Linked DNA regions of Homo sapiens: region 2 is linked to region 1. A link is a loop called in an ENCODE intact Hi-C map of the cell type or tissue named here. Cell type or tissue: Calu3. All regions are shown on one strand. Links, peaks and the distances in the headings refer to the core of each region. The heading gives the core; the rest is flanking DNA. Region 1 overlaps ACOXL (acyl-CoA oxidase like). Region 2 overlaps ACOXL (acyl-CoA oxidase like).

Evidence for each region. Peaks named below come from ENCODE experiments on the same cell type or tissue, not always from the same donor. Only the 100,000 strongest peaks of a DNase experiment are listed, where the experiment ranks them.
Region 2: it touches region 1 in a loop (7-fold over the local background); 5 of 110 quality-filtered maps call a loop at or near these places.

What each region holds. Positions count from the first base shown.
Region 1 is chr2:111,024,680-111,039,858 of GRCh38, forward strand. ACOXL (acyl-CoA oxidase like) reads left to right here. Exons shown (of 18, transcript NM_001142807.4): 15 at 6,948-7,035. It overlaps LOC124907866 (a long non-coding RNA gene), which reads right to left. Exons shown (of 2, transcript XR_007087182.1): 2 at 10,526-12,243. Among named protein-coding and RNA genes, the nearest start is that of ACOXL-AS1, 83 kb to the right of the region's middle. RefSeq lists enhancers at 7,708-8,907, 12,602-12,831. In Calu3, for the core only: no CTCF peak of the experiment used is centred there; DNase peaks (open chromatin) are centred at 4,252, 5,032, 5,922 and 8,162.
Region 2 is chr2:111,092,217-111,107,395 of GRCh38, forward strand. ACOXL (acyl-CoA oxidase like) reads left to right here. Exons shown (of 18, transcript NM_001142807.4): 17 at 649-750. It overlaps ACOXL-AS1 (ACOXL antisense RNA 1), which reads right to left. Exons shown (of 4, transcript NR_122074.1): 3 at 9,681-9,860; 4 at 6,125-8,927. Among named protein-coding and RNA genes, the nearest start is that of ACOXL-AS1, 16 kb to the right of the region's middle. RefSeq lists an enhancer at 8,887-8,936. In Calu3, for the core only: no CTCF peak of the experiment used is centred there; no DNase peak of the experiment used is centred there.

The DNA.
Region 1 (15,179 bases), core at 3,312-11,311:
GTTCCAAGCAGGTAGGTGCAGAAAGGACAAAGAGAAAAAGGCGGTATCTTGTTATCAGGAAAACAGTAGCTTTTACAGAGGAGCTTCCCGGTAGACAACTGCCTGTTCTCATTGGCAAGGGAGGTTACATGTCTAACCCTAGCGGCTAGGGAGTATGGGGAGGTGAGATTTAAAAAAAAAGAAATCCATTTTTATATATAAAAATTATATAATATATAAATGTATAATAATATATATTACATATAATTTACATGAATTAAAATTAACCAATTTTAAATGTACAACTAACCAGTTTTGACAAATGCATATGTCATATAACCACCACTAGCATCTGGATATAGGACATTTCTGTCACCCACAAAGTTCCTTTGTGCAACTTTGCAGTCAATCCCTTCCCCATCCCCAACTCCTGGAAACTACTTATCTTTCTTTCATTGTAAATTTGCCTTTTCTATAATTTAATAGAAATGGAACAGCTTAGGTTTGTTCCTCTTTATTGTGAAGTGGTATTCGTTTGTGTAGGTGTATACAATTTGTTTACCCATTAAGCAGGTGGTAGATGTACGCACTGCTTCCCGTGTTGGCTATTATGAATAAAGCTTCTGTGAACAATTTTATATGTGACTTTATGTGGACATATGTTTTTGTTTATCTTGTGTAAATACCGAGGGGTGGAATGGCTGGGTTCTTCTATAGGTATAGGTTTAACTTAATCAGAAATTGCCCAGCTGTTTCTAAAGTGGCTGTAACATTTTACACTCCCATCAGCAATGATTTTAGTTGCTCCACATCCTCACCAATACTCGGTTTTGCAAGTCTTACTCATTTTAGCCATTTTAGTGGGTGCGTAGTACCTTCTCATTGTGGTCTTAATCTGCGTTTCTCAGATCTTCTTCATGTGTTTATTTGCTATTCATTTTGTCTTCTTTGGTGAAGTGTGTGTTCAGATTTTCTGTCCATCTGTTAAACTGGGTTTTGTTTTCCTGTGACTGAGCTGTAGATGTCTTTACAAATTCTGTACAGAAATCCTTTATTATATGAGATTGCATAGATTTTTGCCTCATCCATTACCTGCCTTTTCATTTGCTTCACAGTGTATTTAAATTTTGAAAACATTCAAAATTTGTGTCTTATCTCACAAAATCTAAACCAAGGTCACTAAGATTTTCTGTTAGGTTTTCATCTAGAAACTTTGTAGATTTAGTGTTTACATTTAGGTCTATGATTCTCTTTGGGCTAGCTTTTGTATATGGTATGAAGTAAAGGATAAGGTTCATTTATTTCTTTGTTTTTTCATGTGGATGTTCAATTGTTTTAGTGCCATTTGTTGAAAAATTGTTTTCCCCTCATTCAATTACCTTGGTACCTTTGTAGAAAATCAGTAGACCATATACATATGTGGCTCTGTTTCTGAACTCTCTACTGTGTTCTATTCACTCATGTTTCTATCCTTACCCCAATACCGTACTGTTGCGTTTACTATAGCTTTATAGGAAGCCTTAAAATGAGGCAGTGTGAATCCTCCAATGCTTCTTTTCTCAAAATGGTTTTGACTTTTCTAGGTCCTCTGTATTCTTTTACAAATTTTCTAATTAGCTTGTATGGTTCTACCATACTCACACAAAATAAGGTCTGCTGGCATTCATTTTGATTGGCATTGTGTTGCATCTATAGATCAATATGGGGAGAAGTGACATCTTAGCAATATCGAGTTCTCTGACCTATGAACACAATGTATAGTTCTCCGTTTTTTTAAGTGGTCTTTTAAAATTTCGTTCTGTGAAGTTTTTTTAGTTTTCATATATAGATCTTACATTTTATAAAATAAAAATATATTTTATAATATAAATATAAAATATATTTTATAAAATGTATCCTTAAGGATTTCACATTTTTGATGCTATTGTAAATGGCATTTTTATTTTGAGTTCCAGTTCATTGCTAGAATATAGAAATACAATTGATTTTTGTATATCAATCTTGTACTTTGTGCCTTTCTTTAACTCAGTAGTTCCAGTAGCTTTGTTGCCAGAAGATGGGCCTTGATTCAAATCCCAAGAGGGGGTTCTTGGATCATGTGCAGGAAGGAATTCAAGGCAAGTCACAGTGCAGTGAGAAGAGATCATTTATTGAAAACTACTCAGTTACAGAGTAGGGTGTCCTCAGAAAGCAAGAGGAGGAATGTGCAGTCTTTGTGTTTTGTTGTTGTTGTTGGGTTTTTGTTTTCGTTTTTTTAAGATAAGGTCTCCCTCTGTTGCCCAGGCTGGAGTGCAGTGATACGATCATGGCTCACTGCACCTTGACCCTCTCAGGCTCAGGTGATACTTCCACTTCAGCCTCCCAAGTAGCTGAAACTACAGGCACCCACCATCACGCCCAGCTAATTTTTGTGTTTTTTGTAGAGACGGGGTTTCACCATGTTGCCCAGGCTGGTCTTGAACTCCTGGGCTCAAGTGATCCACCCACCTCAGCCTCTAAAGTGCTGGGATTACAGGCGTGAGCCACCACGCCTGGGCCATCTTTGTTTTAAACCCTTCTTATATAGGGGTCTTATCTTTGTAAAGGCTAAGCTAAGTTCTGTCTATGTGTGGGAGAGCTGACAGCATGGCAAAATTTACTATTCTGTTGATTTAAAGAAAATTATTCTTTTTTTTTTTTTTGAGACAGAGTTTCACTCTGTCACCCAGGCTGGAGTGCAGTGCCATGATCTCGGCTCACTACAACCTCCACCTCCTGTGTTCAAGCGATTCTTCTGCCTCAGCCTCCCGGGTAGCTGGGACTACAGGTGTGTGCCACCACACCCAGCTAATTTTTGTATTTTTGGTAGAGACAGGGTTTCACCATATTGGCCAGGCTAGGCTCGAACTCCTGACCTCGTGATCTGCCCACCTCAGCCTCCCAAAGTGCTGGGATTACAGGCGTGAGCCACCGCACTTGGCCCCTTGTTTTTTTTATTGAATAAGTACCTCAAAGCATAAATATAATTATCTTAAAATCATATATCGTTATGGTTATTGGGACATCTGGACTTTCCTTTGTTGTAAGATTGTGTTCTTTCAGGTACATTTAAGCTGTTTTCTCAACTGTAAACATCTTATGACCATGGTTCATGACTGGCAAGGAATGTGCCTTGCTAGTTTTAAGATGGAGTTGATTTTAAAATGATGTCACCTTGGTTCTCCTGTGCTCCTATTTCTCTAACAGCTTTATTATATATTTCTTAGGCTGGGCACAGTGGCTCACACCTGTAATTCCAGCAACTTTGGGAGGCCAATGCTGGCAGATCACTCGAGCCCAGGAGTTTGAGACCAGATCCAGCAACACAGCAAGACCCTATCTCTACTGAAAATTCAGAAGAGTTAGCCATGCATGGTGTTGTGCACCTGTAGTCCCGGCTACCCAGAAGGCTGAGGTTGGGAGGATTGCAAGAACCCAGGAGGTCAAGGCTGCAGTGAGCCATGATCATGCCACTGCAGTCAAGCCTGGGTGACAGGAGTGAGACCCTGTCTCAAAAATAAATAAATAAATAAATATTTCTTAAGATTTTTCTACATAGACAATCATGTCTTTTTGAGTGGAGTCAGTCTTACTTACTCCTTTTTGTTTGTTTTGGAGTTTTTTTGAGACAGGGTCTCACTGTGTCACCCAGGCTAGAGTGCAATGGCATGATCTTGGCTCAGTATACCCAGGCTCAAGCAATCCTCCCACCTCAGCCCTCTGAGCTCCTCGGCCTCCCAAAGTGCTGGGTTTGCAGGTTTAAGCCACTGTGCCTGGCCTACTTATTCCTTTTTAATCTCCTTTAATTTCCTTTTCTTGCCTTATTGCCCTGGCTAGAATCTCCATTTTGGTGTTGAAAGGAAGTGCTGATAACAGAATCCTCATCTTCTACTTGAACTTAAGGGGAAAGCACTCAGCCTTTACCTTTAAGTATGATGTTAGCTGACATTTTTTGTAGATCCTCTGCAGGAAAGTATTTTTTTAATTGGCTGTATGGCTGCCCAAATCTATTTGAGGCTTTTCAAGAAAAGAAAGGCGAATGGATATGGGGAAACTTCTTTATGCATTCAGCTCTTTGTCTTAGCTGTGTGATGCTTTATCAGGAAATAGTCATATCTTTTCATTCAAAGATTTAAGTATGGGATGTTGTTGATATTAAATGTGACCATGTGTGATCATCCATCTTTATAAACAGCATGCTTGGGAGGGGCAGGTTTTGCCAGGGAACTAACTCACTCTCAGTCCATTGGGAGGCAGTGTAGCCCATGGTTAGGGATGTGGGCTCAGAGGCCTGGGCACCCTGTTCCAACTCAGCTCTGCAACCTTGTCCAAGTTACTGAACATTTCTGTGTTGCAATTTCCTACCTGCAAAATGAAGATCTTAATAAAATCTACTTCCAGAGCTTCTGAAGACTTAATGAGCAAATACAATTAAGTGCTTAAAACAGAGCCTGTTTTCTGGTGCATTTTTAAGAAGGACTTAGTTGGCATAAGACTGTATTTACACATAGGTTTTCAGTAGCATGTTTATTGCCTGAAGCAAAGAACAGCCATATCATTTTTTAAATCCCCTCCTGGAACCTCGTATTAAGGTTTTTTTAAGATGAGAGAGTTGATTTCTGTTGTTTCACAATATTGTTTGTGCAATACATATATTTTAAAATCTTGTGCATTGCATAGGCAATTAGAGGGTTATAATGGTTGCCAGCAATACTCTCGAAGTTAATGCTGTCTCTGCACTTGGAGGCCGAGCCAGAATTTGACCTTCTGATGCGTTCATTTTGACCACTTGACAGCAGAATGGTGTGTAGAGCCTATACTGCTCCTAGGTCAGCCCATCTGGGCGTGAGGATCACTGTGAAGCCCGCAGTTGGCTTCAGCCTCTTATTTCCTACCAATAAACTCTAATTCAAGGGGACAGAGGCTTCTCAGTCAGTTGCTTTCCTATTCTAGGAATGCTGCCTTTCCATCAGCATGCCCCAAGACCTGGGTGCTCTTCTTCCTGCCTGGGGCGGGTCTGGAGGTGGGGCCAGGGAGCCTCTTGCCAGCAGGGGTGAGGTTACACTGAGCCTGCTCCAATGTCCTGCAACAGCACCAAGATATTGACATATAAGGAAGAGCACTTGGGAGCTGGCTGGTAGGCCTTCAAGGGGCCTTTCCTCTTCACTTGAACTTGTTGTGGTTTTTTTTCCTTTTTCCTCATACTCTGAGGGGTGCAGTTGTAGCCAGCTTTGCACAGGGCTTTCTGCAAAGTTTCCCACCTGAAGTCCCTTCTTCAGGCAGGGGTCTGCATTGCACAGCCAGTTAGTTTTCTGTCCCTGGTTTTCTTTTGATCAGGCCAGTGAAAAACTTACTCTACACATTGAGTTTAAAAAAAAAAAGCAATTAAAAAGTGCCCTTGATTCTATTTGGACACATGTGCACAGTGTTTTATTCTTCTCTGCCTCCCATGCAATGGTGGGGGATAGTCGGTGCATGATTAGGAGGTTAAACCATATTAACTGGGATTTCCTGGTGTTGTCCTTTACAGTGGAATGGGTAGAGCTTCAGCATCTCCTTCCAGAACTTCCAGAAGTGTCTGGCCAGCTCTTGTCCTCCCCCTGCCAAGATGTTCTGCTGCAGGCTGTTCCCTGAGAGTTGCATGCATCTGCCACACCCTTTCAGTTGTAATTGTGACACCAGTGCAGAGAGATATCAATTCAGGGAGCAAAGCAGACATTATCCTTTCCCTCGATTGTCATGAGATGCCCCAGTTAGGTGTGGATCCCGAGGCACCCATGACATTGTCCTCCAAACTGTGCCTGCGGCCCCAGGTGATGTTGCTAAATTATACATGGGTAGAGGCTTTCAGCAGCGCTGTTTTTCCACCGGAGCACAAAGCACTGTGTTACAGCAGGGATTTTACATGTGGATCTCCAGGCCCCGCAGAAACCGCAGAGCTGCAGGGAAGCAAGTAACTATTTAACTGAGAGGGCACGTCAGGGTGTGAGTTAAATACAAATGAGAAGCAGATACATTGAGTGTAACTTTCTATTTGAGTTATTTCCTTGAGCACAAAAAAAAAAATGCTAAAAGTTTAAGTATTAAACCCATGTGGTTTTCGAAACAAAGAAAGTCAAGAAGGAACAAAGAAAAGTTTTACGGGCCACATTTAACTCTCCTGTCTGGTCAGATAAGAATCTGAGACCTTCAGCTCCTCCTAAATGATGGTAATTACTAGTTTTGTGATTCGGTATCTTTCTGTTCTCTGTGCCTTCTTCATTCTTATTTTACTCTAGTTATATTAATATGTCCTCACTTCCCTCCAACTAAAACACAAAGCAAAGAAAAAAGACTCGCTTCATTAGAGTGATTGAAAGACTATCTTGCACAGAGTAGATGCAGAAAAGCTATTTGTCACATGCATAAATGACATCCCCATCACTCTGGATCCTATCTCCAGGTTTATGTTAATTCCTCACATATATCAAACATGGCAGCTAGTCAGTGCCAATTCTTGAGACATAACATGTTTGAGAAACACTTTGGAAACAAATGGAAGCTCCTGACTGCAAGGGAAGGAAGGAGGGAACGTGGGCTGGTTATGTTGAGGATTAGATTCAAGTAGTTTGTTCTGGTATTTTGAATTCTTCAGGCAGTAAGTGACCCAATCAGAACAGCCTCACTTGATCTGTGCCTGCATTCTCCCCTTCACGTGTTTCTCTAACGTCTGTGACCTCCATTAGTATAAATTAATATAAGCATGGAAACAGGGCTTCTCTACATGTATGATATTTATTCATCTAACAAGCAGTTTTTGCAGGTCACAGAGGCCAGCCTACAGAAGGTTCTGCACTGTGTCCATGCTTAATGTAGTACTGAAAATTTGGATGTTTGCCGTCTGTCTTGCTATTAAGTTAGACTCTCTCACAATATCCTCAATGGTGATTTTTCTTCTGTCGATTGGACAGGTAAAGACCAAGAAGGAGGATTTTTTCCATGCCTGGAACTCGTGTCTGCACCACGTGGCTTCTCTGTCCCTGGCACACACTCACCGAGGTCAGTTGGCTCCTGTTGAATATTTGTAATTGAGTGACTCAGGGGTCTACGGGTCCCTGGAGACACAGCTCTGCAGGGAAAGGACAGTCCCAACACACAGGGAAGGGACAGTCCGTGTGTTGAATTTAGGGCCCCAAGTGACTTACAGAGACTTGAAGCTTGTGGTAAATCAACTCCCAACTTACTAGGAACACTGACCATATGACACCCACAAAGCCTGATGCTAAACCAGTCAGGAACAGCTCACTTAACACAACCTGACAATCACACGAAGCACTTGACAGGAGCCAGTTGGCAAAATGCCTGTCCCTCAGAAGTGGCCCTCTGCCTGACCATGATCTCGTTCCTAAACGGGAGGGTGTGCACACAGATAAAGTGAGAGTGTTTTAACAGGGGTCCTGCCTGAGGAATTTTAAGTGCCAGAATTACTTAGACCTCATCATCAAATTAGCAAGAAACTGGGTCAACCTTCTAAAGCAGTGGTTCTCAACCAGGGGCAATTTTGCAACGTTTGGATGTTTGGCAATGTTTAGAGACGTTTTTGGTTGTCACACTGAGAGGGGTAGTGCCACTGGTGCGCAGTGGGTGGAGGCCAGGGATACTGCTAACATGCTACAGGGCACAGACCGCTCCCCTGCAACCAAGAATTATCTAGCCCCAAATGACAGTAATGCTGAGATTGAGAAACTTGAGTATTCATTTTGGCTTCAGTCGACCAAAATAGCAAAATAAAATGAAACACTGAACACCAAGTAAGATCCATGACGGCTTATCATTGAAATTATTGTTTAATTTCAAGAATCGTCAGTTTGTTTCTCATCATGTCCTGATCTATGGGAAGAAGCTGTTAAAAGAGAAAGGCCAGTTGTTCACTGAGTTGGTAGCTTTATGGGATTTTTCATCACACTGGGTCACTGCTGGCCCTGGGAGGGCTGGGTTTGGTCATACCACAGCTTGCATCTGGGGCACTATCTCATGGGATGGAGATGGGCTCCTCGGTGGGATCAGGGCAGGTATTATGGCCAGGAACCTAGGAGTGTGCCTGCGTCCAACACAACCTCCCAGCCTGACCATCCCCCTTCCTCCCTGACTGGGCAGTTCCAAAAGAGCAAAGTGCATGTGATTCAGTGCCATGTGACTATACCTGCAGGAATGTGTGGGAGCCGCCCTAGGAGCTCTGATGAGAGCTGGATTGGAGTGAGTGCTTTAGGCTCAGACTGAGCCCAGCTTCTTCCTTCCTTCTAAGGACCAGCTCTTGGGACCTTGCACCTTTGGGTGAGCCTCCTAACACAGGGCTCTGGAGTAAACGTGCCGAGAGCACAGGTTTCTCATGGGACGGGAAGCAGGGGCCCCATGGGAACACCTCCCCAGAGACTGGTCTCCACCCAGTGACCACACTCTGAAATGACCATGACCGCATTGGCCTTCCTGATTCTGACTGAGTTCCACTTTCTGCTTCCTGGGACATGGAGGAGGAGCGAGGAGAGGGACCAGGAGCATCAGGGACTATGGGTCATGAAGGCACAGGATTGGGTCCCGTCATTTGCAGACTCAACATTTTTAATGTATTGCCCACCCACAGTGTATCAGGCTCAGAGAAACTGACTTATCTTAATTGAACTCAAAAATGAGTCATATTTAAATCTAAATGCCAGTTTATTCATCAGAAAGAAAATCCAGCCACCAAGTCATCAGTACATGCCCTATCTGTTCTACGAGCATATCTTCAGATAGAATTCAGTTATAATTAGGAGGTTGCAGGAAGTCACACTATCAAGACAGCTCGTGTCCTCAGGCCTGGCTGGAGATCTGAGTGTCCCCTGTGACCTGCTCCAGACCCTAGAGCCCACAGTGTGTCTACTTCCCTGGACTATCTCCATACACTCAGCATCAACCTCATTCCTTTAAGAAATTTATGTAAACCACCCTTCTTCTGTTGGTGGGTTATTTCTTCAGATTTGCCGATCGGGTTGAAACATATCTGGGGTATGAAACAGTACTTGAGACACCCTGATTGAAGGCGACTGTGTCTTGGGCCTTCTCATTCACTGTAGGTAGACTTGTACTGGCTTCACTCTCAGGGGTGGTGTGGCCCTGGCTCCTCCCTCTGGGCCCCTATGTACTGACCACAGATATCGCCCTTCCTGGGACATGAGGATGGACTATATGGACTCCTGGTGCAAAACTTCTAAGCATTCAGAAATGTGATCAAGTTTGAAAAGGAAGGGGGAAGTCAAAGAATCACTGCACAATTCATTTCACCTTAGAAACATGACAGTTGAGCCTTGGGCTGCACAGCCTGCTTGCTGAGAGCACAGTGGAGCTTAGTGAGGACTGAGGATGGGGGCTCTGGAGTCAGGTCACCAGGTTCAGATCCCGGCTTTACCTCTACCAGCTGTGTGACTGTGAGTGAGTTACAAACCCTCTCTGAGCTTCAGTTTCTTCCTCATTTATAAAATGTAGAGAGCATGATATTTACCTCGTGGGGCTGTTGGAAATATTAAATGAGACAACGCTCCAAAGCTCTTGCCTTTGCATCTGGCTCTTTGTTAATGTTTAATAAAACCTTTTTATTACTGCTAATCACTACTCTAGGAAAACCTTAGTTCTTATAACCAAAGTAGAACATTTTCGACCTTGTTCCTTAAAGGGAAGAAAAAGAGGAAAATGAAACAGGTTAAGTCTGAGTGTATGAGGTCTTCACACCCGGAGAAAATATCAAGGATTTGATGATGGCACAGTACAAAATAAATCCAAATCAACCCTGAACCTTTTATTGGTTCATAACCACAGTAGCACAAGTGATTATTTTCAGGAAACTGGCTTCAGGTTCAATGTCAGATAAAGAGGACTTGGAAGTATAAAGAAAGTAATGGAAGAAAAATCATAAGAATTAGTTCAATGACAGCATTTAGAAAGCCCAGGAATGTTTTGAAATCGAGAAATCCATCTGTAATGAGGAGGTCTGTACAGAACGGGTCCTAAAGATAAGGATGCACTAAACATAACACTAGCCAGTAAAATTTCACCAGCGTATCATTACATTCAAATAGCATGTTACCCTCTGGCAGAGGCCTCCAGGGGATGGGAGAAGAAGTAGAAGGAGCCCATCTGTCTTCAGTGACCAGACCCAGATGTTGCCTTTGGAGCCTTTTGAAGGAAGAATGCATAGGAAGGAAGAGAAGGATCAGTCTGTTAAAGCACAGTCTTTTTTTTTTTTTTTGACGGAGTCTCGCTCTGTCGCCCAGGCTGGAGTGTAGTGGCATGATCTCTGCTCACTACTCTGGGGACTACAGGTGCCCGCCACCACACCCAGCTAATTTTTTGTATTTTAGTAGAGACGGGGTTTCACTGTGTTTGCCAGGGTGGTCTCAATCTCCTGACCTCGTGATCTGCCCACCTCGGCCTCCCAAAGTGCTGGGATTACAGGCGTGAGCCACCGTCCCCGGCCTAAAGCACAGTCTTAATGTCACCCCAGATGACAATGAACTCAGAATTTAGCCATTTTTATTAGGAACAAATGGAAAAACACCTTCTGGCATCTGTCTCCGTTTGTCACCTGAAAACTAGGGAAAACCGTGTTTGAAATAAAAATGTTAAGCAGTCTCTGGTGGTTTCCGTAGTGGGATGTAACTGTTACAATGATAAATCGTTATTTTTCTGTGATACACATTTTTGTCTTGCCCTAGAAAGTGCAGCTCTGAAGCCTTGGTGCTGTCTGAACCCCTAAGGGTGTACCAATTCCTAAACAAAAAAGGAGAAAGGAGGCACTTTTATTAAATAAATTACATCCACTACTTTCCAGCTCTGTGCAGAATTGTCTCTTGCTTTTCTCATTCTCGAAGCTTGTGAGTACTTCTCATTATGCAGCAGGAAGTCCTCTTTCTGGTTCTTAATAAAGTGACTAATAATTTAGAATGTTCATATTAAGAGCAGGTTGTAATTATAATTAGAATATATAATAATGTGGATTTCTGCCTATTGGGGATTAATTTCAGACTCCTCTCAAGGATGTATTTGTTTTGAAACAAGACTTTCTTTGTTAATAAAAACATGATCGCATGCATTATTAAAGCATTATTTCTGTATGTTATCCATTAGTGCTTGTTGCAGTATTCTTCCCGGGATCAGCATTTTCCTCTCAGTTGTTAGTGGGGCTATTCTTTATATAAACTACATTCACCTTGGTTTAGCTTTAGCTTTGACATTCATCCTCTAGGAAATTACGGGAATATCCCTACCGCCTCCTCAAATGTGCATTACATTATGCAAGCTCAGATAAACAAAATGCCACAACATCAGCCAGTAGTCCTGTGTGAATCTAGGTACTTTCCCCTTTTCACTCAACTAAATCCAAGATCATGAAGGACAAACCCGACTTGGGGTAGAACCAGAAGTTGTAAGACAACACTTCTCATTCTTTGACTGTTGGGTTTCTGCAGTGTTTTTCTGTTACTACTGGAGGTGGAGGCCTGGAGGGGAGGGGAAGAGTGGGAGGACCAGAGGTGCTAGTTGGCTGTGACACCTGTGTGCCTTCCTCTCCCCCAGTACCCATCTGCTGGTGTGTCTAACTTTAGAGAAGTCTCATGTGGCCCCACACAAGTGGCCTGAGGGAGGGAGGAAGGGAGGGAGGTAGGGAGGGAAGGAGCCCTGGGTGCCACTGCCCCTGCTTCTGGCCCCTGTCTTTGTCTAGCACCCGTTAAATGTGTGGGCAGTGGAAACCAGTGAGAAGGTCTGTTGCACCAAGAATAGGCAGATGGAATTCACTGCCAAATCCCAGTAGACCCAGCATCTTGGAGGTCCCAACATTGGGGAAGAGAAGGAATGTCCCCTGGCTTTGTTTTCTCTACTTCAGTCACACGGCCAAATCCTAGGCCTATGAGCAGTGCCTTTGGGAAAAAGGTGAACCTGGGAGTTGAGGGTCACCATTTCAGAGAGTGTGTGATGGCTGGGAGCAGCCTGGGGAGTCGAGGGAGTCCAGGGACACTGGGTCTCTGATGCTTGAGGTCTGGAAATCCAGGAGCTGGCAGAATATGGAGGGACACGAAAGTGAGAACTCACCTTCTGACTATACTCACACACAAAATTGCTTTGAGAGAGAGCGACGAAGCTTGTGGCCAATTGGAAGTCGGAGGGAGGCGCCTGGTGAAATGGAGACCAGCAGAAGTAGGAGCATGGAGGTCCCTTGTGCTCACATCAAGGAGGGCTCTTAGACAAAAAAGATGAGAAGGAAATTTGACTGGATGGAAGCATCGTAGTATGTAAAAATCTGGCAGAGCATGCCACTTTGCCAAAGTGGATTTTAATTTCATGGCACATTGGCCAAGAGACATGGGAAGAGAAGGTTTAAGAACACAGACTGCCCAACATGCTAGTAGCTCTGTGAAAAGCTCTCCTCTGACATCCTGCAGGTTGTGCCCGTCGGTCTTCATGCTGGGGTTCCCTCCCCAAGCTTCTCCATCTCCCCAAGCCATGTAGTTGAACTTCAGGTTTGGGTCAGCTGGGCCCTAAGAAGACCCCAAATGCTGTTTTCTGAAGAAGTGCTGTCACACCCCTGAACTTGGGAGCTTGTCCCTGAAGAAAGCTGTCTTTAGAGACTTCACTGACTCACTCTCCTTTGAAGGAAGTGAGAAATTCTGAGGTGGTTTTTTATCACCAGTGACCTGAAGACTCTGTTGCCCTGGGGAGAGGGGGAAGAAAGGCAAAAGCAAAGTCTGACACCCGAATGATGTGTGTTTTATGGAGGACTCTCAAGAACAGAAGTTAGTGGCTGTACTTGACCTAGATGCTAATGAAATGCCACCCTTTGAGCCCAGTCTAATGGCCAACACACAGCCATCTGTGTAATAATCACAGCCATCACAGCCATCTCCATCTATAGAAAATATTCTCTTTGCCAAAGACTCGCTAAATGCTTGGCCCTTGTAATTTGTTTAATCTCCACAACAACCTTGCAAAGCCCACTGAGGAAACTGAGGCTCAGAGGGGTGAACAACTGCTTGGGGTCACACGCTAATAAGCTGTGGCGTTATGACTTTGCCCCGGGGCCAGTTAACCCTACAGCTTTCCCCAGACAGACAGTGGAGCTCCTCAACCCCATCCACCGCACTCTTTAAGAGGTTTCTTTCCCACAGATGAATCCCAGAGAATGGGGGTTCTGGTGTTCTTGAGTTTTTGAAAGTCTTTCTTTGTGCATTTATTTATGGTAAAGTTAGCACGTACTGCTTCCTACTACTCTTACTGGATTTGCCTCCGAACAATGCTTCTTGTTTTTTTCTATTTCACAGAGTTTCTGTGAGGATTAAATGAAATAACATGGGTGGAAGCCCTAGGACCGTATGGAGCAAAGGGAGCCAACATTCAGTGAGGGCTCAGCCTATCAGGCCCTGTGCAAAATATTAGGGACAGAGCAACTCTAATCCCCCACTAGGCAGTGAGGAAGGAACCACTGCCTTCTCAACTTTCATCTGAGGAAACCGAGGCACAGAGAGGTTAATGAGTTGTCTAAGGTCACACAGTTAAAAGAGGCAGAAGGAAGACTCAAATCCCAGCAGGCTGCTACCATCTGCCCATGTTGCAGGGCTCCCAGTGCTCGTTGGAGCTGAATCTGGGAGCTCAGCATTTCTAAAGAAGCAAAATAAAATAAAAAATAAAATAAGCCCTTCCCACTTTTTAAATGTGTTTCCCACTTTTTAAATGTGTTTTCGCTCCTTTGTTTCCCACTCTGTGATCAAAAAATTGTACATTGTATGATGGACTGCAGAGATCTGGTCTACAGCCCCTGTTCATTTAACTTCTAATATCTAAGTAGTTTCAAAATATGGTTACATTAGTACCAAAATTGATGGGCAAAAGTAACACCAAAAGTAAAAAAAGAAATTATTTGCACCAAGTATACTGTATTTGTGAGTTTTCCACTGGGAACAGGATGGAGAATAAGACCTTCCAAACGGTGAATAAAAATAAAAGTATAGGAACTCTTGATTTATCATACACACTCTAGATATAATTTTGTATTTAAAAATATTATTCCATACCACATATTGTAAAGTTAAATATGTTTGCAGTAAACATACATTTAAATTTAGGTTTTAAAGGACATGTTCTAATCTCACAAAACATTTAGCAAATAACCTTTGAGCTCACATGAGCCACCCACACAAAAACCAAAATGAACTATAGAAAAAAAACATAGAAAAAGCAACTGTCTGTTGACAACCAGATTTTCTTTCAGCTCTTTGAGTTTTTCTTCTATAAATAATCTGTATGTTTCAAATGTGGCCATCTTCTTTAAAGGTGCCTCCTGGCATGTTCTCATTTCAGTGTGTCTTAAAAACAAGAATTAAATGTGTAAATCATGGAAACTATTGAGTTTTTGGAGGGGAGATCTTTAAGATACATGCTTTTTAGAAACCAAAAGTGTCAAAATGAAGCATTAAGATGATGTATTATTTCTTCAATGCATCTGTTTATCTTTTGTGAAATCTCAAGTTTGATAAATCACCAGAGATAAAAACATCATTTTTAACCTATCAGAGATCACAAGTGCCAGGAGGAAAAATAGTGCTTTGTCTCCTCTTTATGAATTTACCTCTCTCTTTGCTTATGACTTATGAGATTTTATTTGCAGAGAAAACATAATGCTCTATTAACTTGAAAATGATGGCTTTTACTCGAAACATGAGAACCAAAAAGAAAAAAAAAAAGGCAGCGTTTATCCTCTGAGATACAATCGTTTAACAAGTTTTGATATCTACTTAAAGTGGCACAGAATGTTAGAGGGGGAATATGTTAACAAGGTAATTAAAAGTGAGGTTTTCACCAGTATTTCACCTTTGTCTACTGACACGTAGAATCTCAGCTCTGGCTTATCAAAGCAGATATTGAATACTTTTGAATTTTTATATAACATTAGTGTAAGTAGAGATTGCTGGCCCCTATCTCTTGTGATTCTTTTTTGCCCCTGAAAATCACTCAGAAGTTCTCCCTTCATTGGCCACCTGGAAAATAAGATAATTCTCGTAGATTTTTATAACTATGGGTGAAAATTCTTCTGTGTCCAGGAGTGCAGCAACAAAGGACTTTGCAGTAGAGCTGGCTTCTAACCAGTTCTTTCTGTGAGCTAGAAGATTAAAGTGCACGAA
Region 2 (15,179 bases), core at 4,245-12,244, 68 kb after region 1:
TCTATTTTTGCGTGATTTTGAAATTATTGAATATCGAGAGTTACGTGAATAAACAGTTAAATAAAAAGTGACTTCTTCCTACAGGGAAACTCATTTATTGTTGCTTGGTGCCCATGATGTGATGCAGAAGCTCTGTGTGTAGGTTTCAGAAACATAATAGGAAAAAACATACTGAAACAAAATGTAAATGAGGAATGCTATTTTTTGTGAAAGTTTACCCAAACCATGCTCAATGGAAAATATCAAGATATTATTATTCAGGATGTACCTTTACAGTATCTTTCACGTGGACTTTGCTGTATGGACTTTGCTCCTAAATAACGTGGGCTAGAGGAGAACCAGGTAGGTTACATATGAAATAAGGTTGGTTGTGAGTTAAAATTTCTTGAGTTTTGGGGAAGGATATATGGGAGTTCGTTATGCTATTTGTTCTACTTTTGTATATGCTTTAAATTTTTCATAGAATTCTTTTAAAAAATAAAACCTATACTGCACATCCAAAACATGGCCATTTTACATTAGGAAAGTATTAACTTTTACGATTTTATGAAATGTAATATTATGTTATTTCTCTTTCGCCTCCTTAGATTTTGTGTTTTCTAATATATTGCTATTTGTCCATTTCTTTTGTTTTCCCCCACCCCTTAGTTTTGTCTGTTGTATGGAACCAAGCTGGTGTTTCAGGAGCGGGCCTGGTATTTAGAACATAAATACTTGACTCCCATGGCCAGCACGAGGATCAGGAATCAGGTAAGGTCCCTGGGGTACAGAAAAACACTTTGTACATCAGCCCTGGTCTCCTTGCTTTCTTAGAAAACAGTCCTGCCAATCTTCTATCAGTTTCCACTCATGGATTTTTATGCCTCTGGGACTTCACATGTATATTTTCATTACCTATCATGATCGTATTACACTTAAGAGTTTAGGTGACAAGGGAGTGACTCACTGTACATGAGTTTTCTAACATGAAAAGGAGAGGAAGGTATCAAAATGTTTTCCTTGTCTTGGCCAAAAAAAAAAAAAAAAAAGTGTTAGTGATTTCTTTTCTGCTTCTTACCAAAGCCTATTAATACATTGTTTATATTAAGAAGAAAGACCCGGGGTATTTTTATGTCAGTGGTAGCCATGGGGAATTCAATACAATAGCTACGGAGCACCTGAAAAAGAAGGTGAGGCCAGTATTCACCACGAAAATGCTACTGCAAAGAAAAAGAATGTGAAACAGCATACTCATCAGTAAAACACATTTCTGATTACATCCTTTCTGCAGGAGAGATGCTGAAACACAAACAGGTATAAGACTCAGTCTCCACATGAAGGGAGCTCATATCCAAGGACACAAAACCACTTTAAAAACATAAATACTGGCCAGGTGCAGTGGCTCATGCCTGTAATCCCAGCACTATGGGAGGCTGAGGCGGGCAGATCTCCTGAGCTCAGGAGTTCGACACCATCTTGGGCAACATGGTGAAACCCTGTCTACTAAAATACAAAAAAATTAGCTGGGCGTGGTGGCATGTGGCTGTAGTCCCAGCTACTCGGGAGGCTGAGGCACGAGAATCGCTTGAGCCCTGGAGTTGGAGGTTGCAGTGAGCAGAGATTGCGCCACTGTACTCCAGTTTGGACTACAGAGTGAGACTCCATCTCAAAACAAAACAAAACAACAACAGCAAAAAACAACAAAACAAAACACAAATACTCTCACAGGGCATGGAGGTTTTCGAATGAACTTGGCCATAAGAATAAATTCAGAGTTGACAGAACAGACGTCTTAGGAATAAATGCCATTCTTATGCTAGACCTTGAAGAGTAGAAAATTAAGAGATGGTGGCCCAATTGAGAGGGGAAAATGCAGTTGAAACTTCAGACAGGGTTGATAAAGTGAGGACGATCATAGACATGGAGTACTTAGACATATTAATAAACAATAAAGACTTTACCTGTCTAATGGAAAACCTGGAGAAGTCGTCAGGAACCAGACTACAGTGGACCCTGGAGAACCTTGAAGAACATTTTTCCTTTTCAGGAAAACGGAGGTTACAGAGAAAAGTATATGTAATGATGCTACAGTAATGTATTTCTGTATAACAAATGACTCCAAACTTACGACTTAAAACAACCACCACTTATTATTTGTCTTGGTCCATTTTTTGCTGCTGTAACAGAATACCATAGACTGGGTAATTTATAAAGAAAAGACATGCATTGCTTACAGTTCTGGAAGATGGAAAGTCCAAGGTCAAGGGGCCCACGTCTGGCAAAAGCCTCCATGTAGCACCATCCCATGGAAGGGAAGAGCAAGAGAGGGTGAAAGCGAGAGAGAAGGAAGGGAGGGGTTGAACTTATCCTTTTATTAGGAAACACTCCTGAGATGACAGCATTAATCCATTCATGAGGGCAGAGCTGTCATGTCCTATTCACCTTCTAAAAGTCATACCTCTCATCACTGTTGCATTGGGGATTAAGTTTTCAACACATAAACTTTGGGGGATACATTCAAGCCACAGCATCATTTCTCATGATTTTGCATTCTAGACAGAGTTCAGCTATTAACAGACAGTGCTTCTGCTCAATGTGGTGTCTGCTGGGGCTAAGGGTTCACAAAGACTTCTTCATTCTTATGGCTGGCAGCTCAGCTAGGATGACAGGAACAGACGGGTAATTGTCTCCTTCCATGTAGCCTAGTTTGGGCCTATTCACAGTAGGGTAGTTTCAGGGTGGTCGAATGTTTTATTTGATGGCTTCCAGGAATGAGAAAGTAGAAGATGCCAGCCTTCATAAAGGACAGGCCCAGAACTAACAGTGTTACTTCCACTGAATTCTATCAGTCAGAGGAAGTCACAGTGCCAGCACAGATTCACAGCTGGAGGAGAGACTTTACCGCTTGATGTGAGGAGTAGCATGTACATGCTGGGAAGGAAAGAATTGATGGCAGCTATCTTTGAAGACTATTTCCCACAAAGAGAGTGCCCACTTTGGGAAGATGGAAGAATACTTTTTAATTAGAAAAAAAAAAAAAAACCTACATAAGGGAAGATTTTAAATCTGTGCCACCAGGTATTTCAGTGACACAGAATTAGATAAACAATATGCAATATATCAGAGGAATATTTAGTGAAGGAAATGAACTTTCATATAAAACATTGAAGTGCTTTTGTATTTATTTTTCTTTTTCTTTTTTTTTTTTTTTTTTGAGTTGGAGTCTTGCTCTGTCACCCAGGCTGGAGTGCCGTGTCATGATCTCAGCTCAGTGCCACCTCGGCCTCCCGGGCTCAAGTGATTCCTTGCCTCAGCTTCCTGAGTAGCTGGGATTATAGGCACCCGCCACCATGCCTGACTAATTTTTGTATTTTTAGTAGAGACAGGGTTTCGCCATGCTGTCCAGGCTGATCTCCAACTCCTGGACTCAAGTCATCCGCCAGCCTTGGCCTCCCAAAGTGCTGGGATTACAGGCGTGATCCACTGCACCCGGACTGCTTTTGTATTCTTACAGTGCCACATGCTTTCCACACTTCTCACTTATTGGATCCTCTTAACAGCCTGGGAAATAAGCAGGCAGGAGCCAGCCACTTTGGAACAAGCTTTATCTGTAGGGCTATAGGACATCTCAAAGCCTTCTTTGTCACATCTCTGAGCTGGCAACCCTGAGTACTCATCCCATTTGCTGGTGTCCCCAAAGGGGAGAGGATAGTAGAACTGGCACAAATCCTTCCTTTCCCACTGCCACCATACCTCTTTGCAGGGATCTCAAGGCTTTAGAGAAATGATTTGCAGCCATTCTTCACAAAAAATATCTGGGACCCTTGGTCAATTGAAAGTGCTAAATGAGAATGTGCTTGCAAAGAAGATTAGAGGAGGCTGGGCTGATTGGTATTACTAACAAGGGTCCAGGTGTTTTCACATGATAGCTCTCCACATTTACTGATTCTTTCTTCAGATGCATCTAACATTCTGGTTACCCCATCCTCCCAGTTTTTAATTCCAATTGTTAGAATTTTTATTTTTAAAATTATTATTATTATTATTATTATTATTATTGAGACAGAGTCTTGCTCTGTAGCCCAGGCTGGAGTGCAGTGGCCTGATCTTAGCTCACTTCAACCTCTGCCTCCCGGGTCCCCATTCAAGCCATTCTCCTGCCTCAGCCTCCCAAGTACCTGGGATTATAGGCACGTGCCACCACGCCTAGCTAATTTTTGTATTTTTAGTAGAGACGGGGTTTCACCATGTTGACCAGGCTGGTCTTGAACTCCTGACCTCGTGATCTGCCCCCCTCAGCCTCTCAAAGTGCTGGGATTACAGGCAAAAATTTGTTTTTATATCATGCATGTCACTTTTTCGTTTCCTGTTCCCCAAAGATATATTCAATATTGTATTTTATTTTTTATACGTTGAAACTTAGCTGTTTTATAGTCTGTAGCTAATAATTCCGATACCTTAAAATCTTTACAAGTCTATTTATTTTTGTGTCTTGTTTCTTCTGTGTGTCTGGTTGTCTTTTATTGTGTGTTGGTCATTTGTTTTGAGAAATAATGTGTAAGATGTACATGAAGTCCTAATCGAAGGTAATTTTCCTTTGAAAGGCCTCTGAAAACACTCTCAGTTTGACACCTACCTTAAACCAAATTCAAGGCTTGGGCTTTTCTGGAAGACTCAGATACTCACAATAAGGGTAGCAATGTTTTTACCCTCCCCCTGTGGATATAGCTCTTTGACATCCCAGCTTGTCACGGTGAGGATCTGCTGTCAAATTTCTTGCTTAGTGCTGACCCTGATTTTTTACTATTATTACCTCCTGTCACCTGCCTGACCACCATCAAGCTGTCAGTGAAAATTCAGATTTTCTGGAAATGGCAAACACCTTCAGGGAAAATGCAATTTTCTGACTTGTTTATTTCTCTGGGTTCCCATTTTCCTATAAATTTTGGCTTTATTGTTTTGTCAGATCATTGATGCTTTGAAGATGTTTTCTGTATTTTCTTCAAATATTTTGGTTGTTTTCTGCAGAAAAGTTGGAAAAAAAAATCTAGCCCCCTGTTCTCAGAAATAGAAAGTTGCTTCATTGTTATTCTATATGACCCCACAACAACCCGGTGAAAAATTTTCATTACTCTTACACAGAGATGAGAAAACTGAGGCCCAAAGTGGCCAAGTAACTCACTCAAAGTAACACAGCTAGCAAAAACTCCTATCTCTCTGACTGCAAACATTTTCATTTATTTTATCTGGATAAAAATCACCATCAGAACAACAACCACATCCAGCACCCAGTTCTTGATTTCTAGCACCGTCCTCCAATAAAAGGAACCAGGGTCCTTGGAGAAATAGCTGATTTTAGGGCTGGCCAGTGAATGCACAAGATGAGCCTGGAGCATGTTCTGGTGTCAGAAAGTAAGAAAGTCCTTGAAAAACAAACAAACAAAAGCTTGTGATGATGGCAGTATGTTCCAGGGACACAGGAAGGAGCCAACTGAGAGAGCTCCTTCCCAGTGACCAAGGCTGGAACAATTTGAGCAACAAAAATAATGTAATATTGGGTTATAACTCCAAGTATATAGTAATTAAGCCCAAGTCCATAATGATATGAATAAATGATTAAGCAAATAAATAAATGGGGGAAAGACACATCTTCCTTGCAGAAGAATCCCAAATAATATTTGTAGGTATTCCTCCCTCCAGGAGGTAAAGCTTAATTCCCCTTCTCTTTAGTGTGGGTTGGACTTTAGCAACTTGCTTTTATTTTAAAGAATAGATTATGGAAGAGAGAAATACTTATTTTACAATGGAGAAACCTGGTAGATCCTAACCAAGTGATTAAGGTACATATCAAATGATTAAGGTACATATCACCAGTGATAACATCATGTTGATAGCATGTACTCTGTGGTGTGATATGATGAAAAGAACACTTCCCTCTTCCCTGAAACCCATAACCCAAATCTAAGCGTGAGAAAACACATCAGACAAAACAAAATGGAGGAACGGTCTACAATTCAGGGGTGTCTAATCTTTTGGCCTCCCTGGGCCACATTGGAAGAAGAGTTGTCTTGGGCCCCACATAAAATACACTAACACTAGTGACAGCTGACGAGCTAAAAAAAACAAAAATCACAAAAACATCTCATAATGTTTTTTAAAAAGTTTATGAATTTGTACTGGGCCACATTCAAAGTTATCCTGGGCCTCATGTGGCCCATGGGCTGTGGATTTGCCAAGCTTGTCCATAATACCTGCCTAGTACCCATTAAAACTGACGATGCATGGAAGACGAGAAAAGACTGAAGCCATCACAGAGCAGAAGAGACTCAGGAGATATGGTAACTAAATACAATGCAGTATCATGTATTGAATCCTGGGACAGAAGAACATGAGTAGAAAAACTGGTAAAATCTGAATAAAGTCTATAGTTATTAGTAATGCATTAATATTGGTTTCCTAGTTTTTACAATGAGCCATAGTTATGGGGAAACTGGGTGAAGGGCAAATGAGAACTCTTGTTATCTTTGAAACTTTTCTGTAAATTTGAAAGTATTCCAAAATAAAAAGTTTACTAAAAAAACAAAAAGTTAGCATAGGGAGATAGCAATCAGCCTAAACTGTTTCTAAATAAATAAAACTTTCCAGAACACCCAGGACTTATACCGACGCTCCAGTCTGATGGAAATTAGAAATGCATATATATACTTAAAAATTATCTCATTTCATTCTCATTAAGACCTTCAAGGAAAGTAAGGCTAATATAATCCCCATTCAACAAATGAGTAAAACTAAGAAAGAGAGACATTAAATGACTGTCGAAGATTCTAGCTGAACACAGAAACCAGAGCTCCGAATCCCAAATGGAGGTGGGTTAAGCTCCAGGCATCACCCATTTGTAGTCCTCCTTGTTCCTTTGGCACACTCTAGGGCACTAGATGCCCTGAGGAGTTCATATGCTTCTCCAAAGCAGGCAAAATCCATCCACATATTCAGAAGGCAGTGCAAGTGCCCAGTTGTTCAACCGAGGCCCCACAAGAGAAGGAGTTGGGTTGAGGTTTATTTTTAAAATTCCAATCCCCCACAGTCCTTCAAATCAGATAACTAATGCCTATTCTTTTGTCTGGAACTTCAGTGTTGTCAGAGCAGGTCCATATTCATTCTTATATCATCCTCACAAGCACCCTTTAGTGTGAACAGCTGTTACTCCCCTGTAGGCACAGAGAAACTGAGGTTGACTTGCTGCTCAGTGAGCAAATAGTAAGCTGGGGCTTCTATGGCAGATTTCGGACTCCACTCCACTGCTGTCCTAGTGTCTCCCTAGCTGGGGAGGAGGATGAGCTGCTCCCCCTTGCTGCCCTCTCTGTGAGACCTTGGCTCGAAGGCCAGTGGTGGTGCCCCCGGGGCTCCATCCTAACAAGGTCTCTAAGTACACAAGATTCCTGTGTCCTGGCCATTAAGCATTTTTGCAGGGGTATGTAGAGAACAATTGTGTTCCTTGTTCTTGGAAAATTTAGTGTCCAGGCATTATCCTGTTTCAGTCTTCATTAACCCAGACATTTGTATTTATTTTGCTTCAGATAATTATCAGCATTAGTGAGTAGCTATCAGCTGAGACTCATTTTAAGGAAGAAAGCCTTTCAAAATGACCCAACAGTTAACAATTGTATATCTCCATTAAAACTGACTTCATTTTGCTTTTTAAAAAATAAAGCAAAGATCTCAGCTTCTTAAAGTGGAGAATTTTAATGCAAATGGCTATTTGACTGATAATCTCTTACTTTATTTTACACCGTGCCTTGAAGTTGACTGAAGTTACAGTAGCCTTATTTTGTTCCCTGAACTCCTGGACACAGCTGTCCTGCTCTGCCAGTGCCTGCCTGCATTGGGACGTATGGAAAAGAACAAGTACTTGTGAACATGTGGTCAGCCCATGCTGAGAAATCAATGCAGGAGGAAGCTTTTCAGTCTACCTGTGTTGAGAGAACCACAGCCCAGCTGTGGGTTGCAGATCAAAAAAGGACCCTATTCAGTGTGGTGAAAATAATACTTAGCAAAATGTTGAATCAGGTTCTATTTCCTGCCATGAGCTCAAATAATGGAATCATGTGAGCATGCAGGTGATGAAGGACCCACAGGGAAGTGAGGCAGGCTGTGTAACCCACGCACAGCAGGGAGGAAGGCCACTCCACCTCCCAGGGAACGTAGTGAATTGCCTGTAAAATTAGCAGTATTGAAAAACCAAAAACTCGTTCACTAAGAGAGAAAATAAATACTGATTGTAACCATGTCCAAGAAATCTGGACACCTCCCCCATATTTGATCATATTTACACCCATAGCTGCTACTCTCACCCACATGTTGCCTTCACGTCCTATTTGAGTCATGACTGTCAACTCTGAGATGCATCGTTTCTGTTGGCACCTTAGTGCACCTGAGGCTTTCTCCATGCCTCTAGGGCTGTTTTCATTTTGGTGTCCCCCTGATTTGCTAGGTGAAGCCCAGATTCACCAGCACAAGCACAAATCCTGTTTTGCACCCTTGCTGGGAAGTGGACACAGGAGCAGTTGCATCAGCCAGCAGCCTTCGTCTGCCCTACTGAAAGGAGCCATTCGTTTCCTCCCTGAGTGAGGGAGAGCTGCTCAGGAGCCCAGCTGCAATAAGGAGGCCAAGGAGGGCCTGCTGATGACATGTGATTGAGATTCTGACTGTATCTGCTCAAGTCTAAAATGACCACTAGGGTTGGGTTTTAGTTTCAGTTCAGTCAATCAAACCGTTGAATCATAGAGGAAGAAGAGCATTCAAGCCTGTTGATTGATGAGTCATTCAAGTAGTTCTGAGTAGACATTGCCAATGGCATCTTGCTTTATTCTCAGGAGATGTGGCTTGGAGGAAGAATGCGCAGAAGTGTGGTAGACACCAGGCCCCCAAGCCAGGATGCTGCTTGGCTCCTTTGAACGTAGAAGATGGATTACACTCGTTTACTATTTTAATCTAAGCATAAAGTATAAATGCAGTCACTGCTTAGTGTCACAAAGGCTTGTGATTAAAGAACACACAAAAAAAAATTAGGAGAGAGTTCTAAGCTGGAAAGATGGTGCTGGGATATAGCCCTTCTCAAATCTGAACTTCAAGAAAAACAGATAGCCCACACCCATACCCGCCGGGCTTAGAAACAGTACATGTGCCCTGAACTTCCTACAAATGCGGTGTTGGTTGTTTTCCATGCCACATTGAATGTTTCTTTTTAATGAACACTCAGATTTCCCATCCTTCTATTTCTCATTCCCCAGACCACCTGGATCAAGAGACACATTCAGACGCTAGAATTGAATGTAACATGAACTAAGGTTTAGGCACAGCATATTGAAAGCATTCATTGGAGTGGGGAAGAGAGATGGGGTTTCTCGGTCACTCACCTCCTACCCATAGACTTCTGTTTTTCTCTGTAATGAATTTGAGGGAAAAAAAAAAAAAACTGTTTCCCTCACCTCCACTCCATTCACCCCACCCACCCCATCCAGTAAGGCCCATCTGATTTGGCTTCAAGGCAGTGAGAACCCCTGGCTGTGTCATCCTGACTGAAGCTGGCATGAGGTGTAAGCACAGGGACCTACTCTGCCAGGGTGGGAAGGGACAGCCCCTGGCTGTGGTCAGTGAGTTGAGGATGTTATTGAAATGACATTGAAATGGAGTGATCATACCGGAAATGCAACTGGGAGTCACATTTTTAAATCCTCTTTGATTTGAAAGCATCCCCAGAACTGGTTTTAACCTAGCTTCACATCTGTAGGACTCCTGGTTCACCACCTCTTGGAGACAGCAGGGACCAACTAGAATGTGGGTGTCTCCTGTTCCACCTTCTCCTCCCAGTGCAAAAGACTCTAAAACAGGGAAATAGGGAAAATATGAGTACAAACAGTGTCCTGCTAAGAGACGAGAAAATCTCTCTTTTCCCTTCCCCCTTCCATCTGCTCCTGACCTTGCATGCTCCTCAGTGGTATAAAATACATTGCTGAACCTATAAATGCAGACCATTCAAGTCAGGTTAAGAAAATCTAAATGGGATTTGGTTTCTTCAGTTTGGCCAGTAAAAGGGACCCTGAGGTCACCCTGCTGCAATCCCTGTTTCCTCATGGCAGCCACCTGGTCCACTCTCATGCTATGCCTCACAGTACAGCTTTGTGTATCTGGAGACTGAGCTGGGATCATTCTATTTTCTTCATTCAAGGGTAACTAATAAGCACAAGAGAGGGCAAATTGTTTTGCTGAGCTCCAGCCTCTGAGTTTCTCTGGCAGCTGCATTGTCCTGGTCTCCTTGGGGAGATGCTTAAAGTGCTGGGAAATTGGGTGCCCTTCTCCGTGAGTGTCTTTGGGTTCATACCCTCGGTCCAGGATGCACAGTGAGAATTTCTGACTGGTGAAACTTGTACCTAAGAATAGCCATGTTGCACAAAAAAAAAAGACCTCTCAGGAGATGAGACTCATCTGAGTCCAATCAGACTCCAGTAATGCAGTTAAGGATAGTGGATTTTATTATGATTCCAGGGAATTTAAATAAATTACTGAACTTGAAACAGAAATGACCCCAGTATATCCATTTTTGTATAAATTGATATTCTAGCTAGAAATCAATAATTTTTATAGTGTAAAATGTGTTTGTAGTTGCTTTTCTTTTTTCTGATGGTAAGTTACCTTTTCCCTTTGATTTTACAGACGAGACATTGCTGTGGCCTGTTCCATTTCACTTCTCTTCCCTTCTCTGGGGGACTCAAAGTGTTTGGTACTTAGTAACCATTAAAAGATAGCACATAGGGGCCAAGCGCTGTGGCTCACGCCTGTAATCCCAGCCCTTTGGGAGGCTGAGGAGGGCGGATCACTTGAGGCCAGGAGTTCAAGACCAGCCTGGCCAACATGGTAAAACCCCATCTCTACTGAAGAAAACATGAAAAATTAGCCAGGCGTGGTGGCATGCGCCTGTAATCCCAGTTACTAGGGAGGCTGAGGCATGAGAATCACTTGAACCTGGGAAATGGGGGTTGCAGTGAGCCAAGATTGTGCCACTGCACTCCAGCCTGGGAGACAGAGCTAGACTGTGTCTCAAAAAAAATTAAAAAATAAATAAATAAAATAAAAATAAAAAAGCATGTAGGGGTGACCGCATTTTAAGACACAGAGAAGGGACAGGACTTAACTTGTGAGAGCCGATACATCTGTGGAAGGAAATTAAGGACTCTTTGCATCTTCCTTTCCTGGACAGCTAGTCATTCACATCACAGATTGTGGCCTTGAACCGCTAGGCATTGATTCCATTAACCTAATTGGCTATTGCTGAGACAACATAAGTAAAAATGTCCAGTTCAGGTGTATGACTTTTTCGGGACTTTGGGGATGCAGGTGTCCTATTAATCTGCATAACGGTTCCATGAGTGAGTTCCTTTTGTGATAATTTAGCAAGCTGCTATATACCTATTATGCTTCACCTAAAAAGCATAAAAGGAAACAAAAAATAATCTCCTGGTGCTTATATAAAACATTTTTGTTAAAATCTAACTTGAAAGTTATTCTGTGATTTTTTTTTTAATGAAGGTCTTTTTTAAGAGAACCATAAATTCACAATAATGCAGAGATTTCATGTCCCTTTACTTAGTTTCCCCCATTGGCAACATCTTGTACAACTATAGCTTTACAATATCACACCCAGGATTTTGATACAATGACATTGATACAGTGAAGATACAGAGCATTTTTGTCACCACTTGTGGCTCCTATAGCCACACCCTCTTCCCTTCCTTTACCCTCTCTTTAATCCCAGGTGACTACTAAGCTGTTCTCCATGTTTATAATTTTGTCATTTCAGGAACGTTGTATAAATGAAATCACATAATATGCAACCTTTGGAATTGGCTTTTTTCACCGAGCATAATTTTCTGAAGATTCATCCAGGTGGTCGCACATATCAATGGTCTCTTCCTTTTTATCGCTAAGTAGTATTCCACACTACACATGGACTGCAGTTTGTTGAACCACTCACACATTGAAGGATATGTGGATTGTTTTCAGCTTCTGACATTTAGGAATAGAATAAATAAAATAAATTTCATTTTCCCATACAGGATTTTGTGTGAATATAGGTTTTAATTTCTCTGTAGTAGATGTTCAGGGGTTCCATTGCTGGGTCGCACGGTAGGTGCATGTTGACATTTTTAAGAAATTACCAAACTTTTTTTTAGAGTGGCTGTAACATTTTACATTCCCACAATCAGTGTAGAAGTGATCCAGTCTCTTCACATCCTCACTAGCATTGGGTGTTGTCATTACTTTCTATGTTAACCATTCTGATATGTATGTAGTATATTTCATTGTAGCTTTAGTTTGCATTTACTTAATGGCTAATGATGTTGAGTATCTTTTCATATGCTTATTTGCCATCTGTATGTTCTCTTTGTTGAAAAGTTTGTTCACTTCATTTGCCCATTTCTAATTGGATTGTTATTTTTTTAAACTGTTTATATGTTCTAGATACTAGTCCTTTGTCAGATATGTAGCTTGCAAATATTTTCTCCTAATTTATAGCTTGCCTTCTTACTCTTTTAATATGGTCTTCAATAGAGCAAAAGTTTTTAATTTAATAAAGTCTAATTTATCCATTTTTCCTTTTATGGACTGTAATGTACTTTTACTGTCAAGTCTAAAAACTTTTCACCTATTCCTAGATCCTGAAGGTATTATCCTATGGGCTTTATCTAAAAATTTTATACTTTTACATTTTTCATTGAGCCATGATCCATTTTTAGTTACTTTTTATATAAGGTAGGAAACTTAGGTTGAGATTCCTTTTTGCTTGTTGGTTTTTTTGTGTACCAATGTCCAATTGCTCCAATACTAGTAGTTGAAAAGGCTATATTTCCCATGTTAAATTGCCTTAACACCTTTAAAAATTAGTTGGTCGTATTTGTATGGTTCTATTTCTGCATTTTCCTACTTTATCTATGCATCTGTGTGTCTATCCCTTCACCAATACCACATGGTCTTAATTAATATAGTTACATAAGTCTTAAAATATGGTAGTTTGATTCCACCTCTTTATTATTTTACAAAATCACTTTAGCTATTCTAATTCCTTTGCCTTTTTATAGAAATTTTAGGATAATCTTGCCTATATTTACAACAAATCTTTCTGGGATTTTGATAGGTATTGCATTAAACCTGTAAGTTAATTTGAGGAGAAATTTCATCTTACTGTGCTGAATCTTCCAGTCTCTGAATATGGTATGTCTCTCTACTTATAGAGATCTACACTGATTTATTTCGTCAGCATTTTACTGTGTTCAGCACACAAGTCCTAGTCTTCTACATGCTTTGTTGGATTACATCTATGATTGTAAATGGTATTGCATATTTAATTTTAGTGTCTGCATATCCATTACTATTATATGGAAATAAAACTATTTTTATATGTTTTATATATTTTATATGTTTTATCAACATATATTTTATATGTTATCTTTTATCCTACGATCTTGCTCAACTTGTTGAATCTAGAAGTTCTTATAGATTCCTTGGAATTTGCCATATAGACAAACATGTTATCTGCAAATAGAGACAGTATTTCACTGTCTGTGTTGACAATTCTTTTCTTTTAGCACCTGAACACATTTCTGGCTTTCATAGTTTCTAATGAAAATCTGCTGCCAATTGTTTTTTTCTCCCTTGTAAGTAAAATGTCATTTCTCTTTCTCTGCTTTTAAGATTAAAAACTATTTATGATGCTATTTATGATGTGCCTTTGAATAAATTTCTTTGGATTTATGCTGTTTGGGGTGGGCTCAGCTTCGTGAATTTGTTGCTTTATCTCTTTTGCCAAATCTGGGGAGTTTTCAGCCAATTTTTCAAGTACTTTTCTGCCCAGCCCACTTCCTCTTCTCTTTTCAGAACACTGATGACACTTAGGTTAAATCATTTTTTAAAAATAATTACACACGTTCCTGACCCTCTGTTCATTATATATTCAGTCCATTTTCTGTCTATTATTGAGGTTCAGTAATTTTATTGTGCCATCTTTCAGTTCACCAATTCCTTCCACTGTCCCCTCCATTTTGCTGTCAAAACCATCCACTGAGTTTTTAATTTGGGTCATTGTACTTTTCAGTTCTATAATTTCTATTTGGGCTCCTTTGTATCTACTTTTCCATTGCTAAGATTTTCTGTTTCTTTGCTGAAACTTTTTTTTTTCATTGATTTCAAGTGTGTTTATAATTGCTCATTGAAACAGTTTTATAATGACTGCTTTAAAAACTTTGTCAGATAATCCCACTATCTCTGTCATGTTGGCATTGACATCTATTGATTGTCTTTTTTCACCCAGTTTGACATCTTCCTGGTTCTTGATAGGAAGTGACTTTTGATCGAAACATGAACATCTTGGCTATTAAATTATAAAACTCTGGATCTTACTTAAATCTTCTGTTTTAGCTGGTTTCCTCTAACACTGTTCCAGTGGGGAAAAGGGGGTGCATCGCCTCATTACTGCCTTATAGGGATAGTAGTCTAGGTTCTCTACTTAGTCTCTGTTGACATCCAAAGGGCTGGGGACTCCTTGTTATTTCTGGGTGGAAGTGGGAGTTTTAGTTACTAACTAGGCCTCCACTGACATCTCACTGATGGGGAGGGCAGGAAAGCCACATTACGGTTCCCTAAAGGGCCTTTACTCACACTGGCAGTGACTCTGTTACCGCCATGTGATGACTAAGTCTTGACTCCCACTAGGCCTTCTCTGACAGCACCCCATCTGGTAAAAGGAAGGATGCCTCTCTACTTCCAGGTTGAGGTGGAGGTACCAGCTCCCCATGTGGTCTCCGCTGACACCATGGTGGGTACCTCACTATAGCGTGTTGTGGCTGTAAGAGCAAGCTCCCCCATTTAGCCTTTAGAACTATGGCAGAGGTTGGGGGCATGGAATGCACAGTTTGTTCAAACTAGGCTTTTGTTAGGATTTTTGTGTACGTCTGTTGGTGGTTCCAGGTTGCCAGCTTTTTTTAGCTCCAGTGTGGGATACATGAGGCAAAAAGAAAATGCAAGGAATTCACCACTGTGTCATTCCTTGAATCCTATGCTTCCTAGATAGCCTGATTTCTCTTCACCTCTCAGAATCTTCTAAGATTTGTTTTACATATAATATCCAAGGATTCAGTTGTACTTAG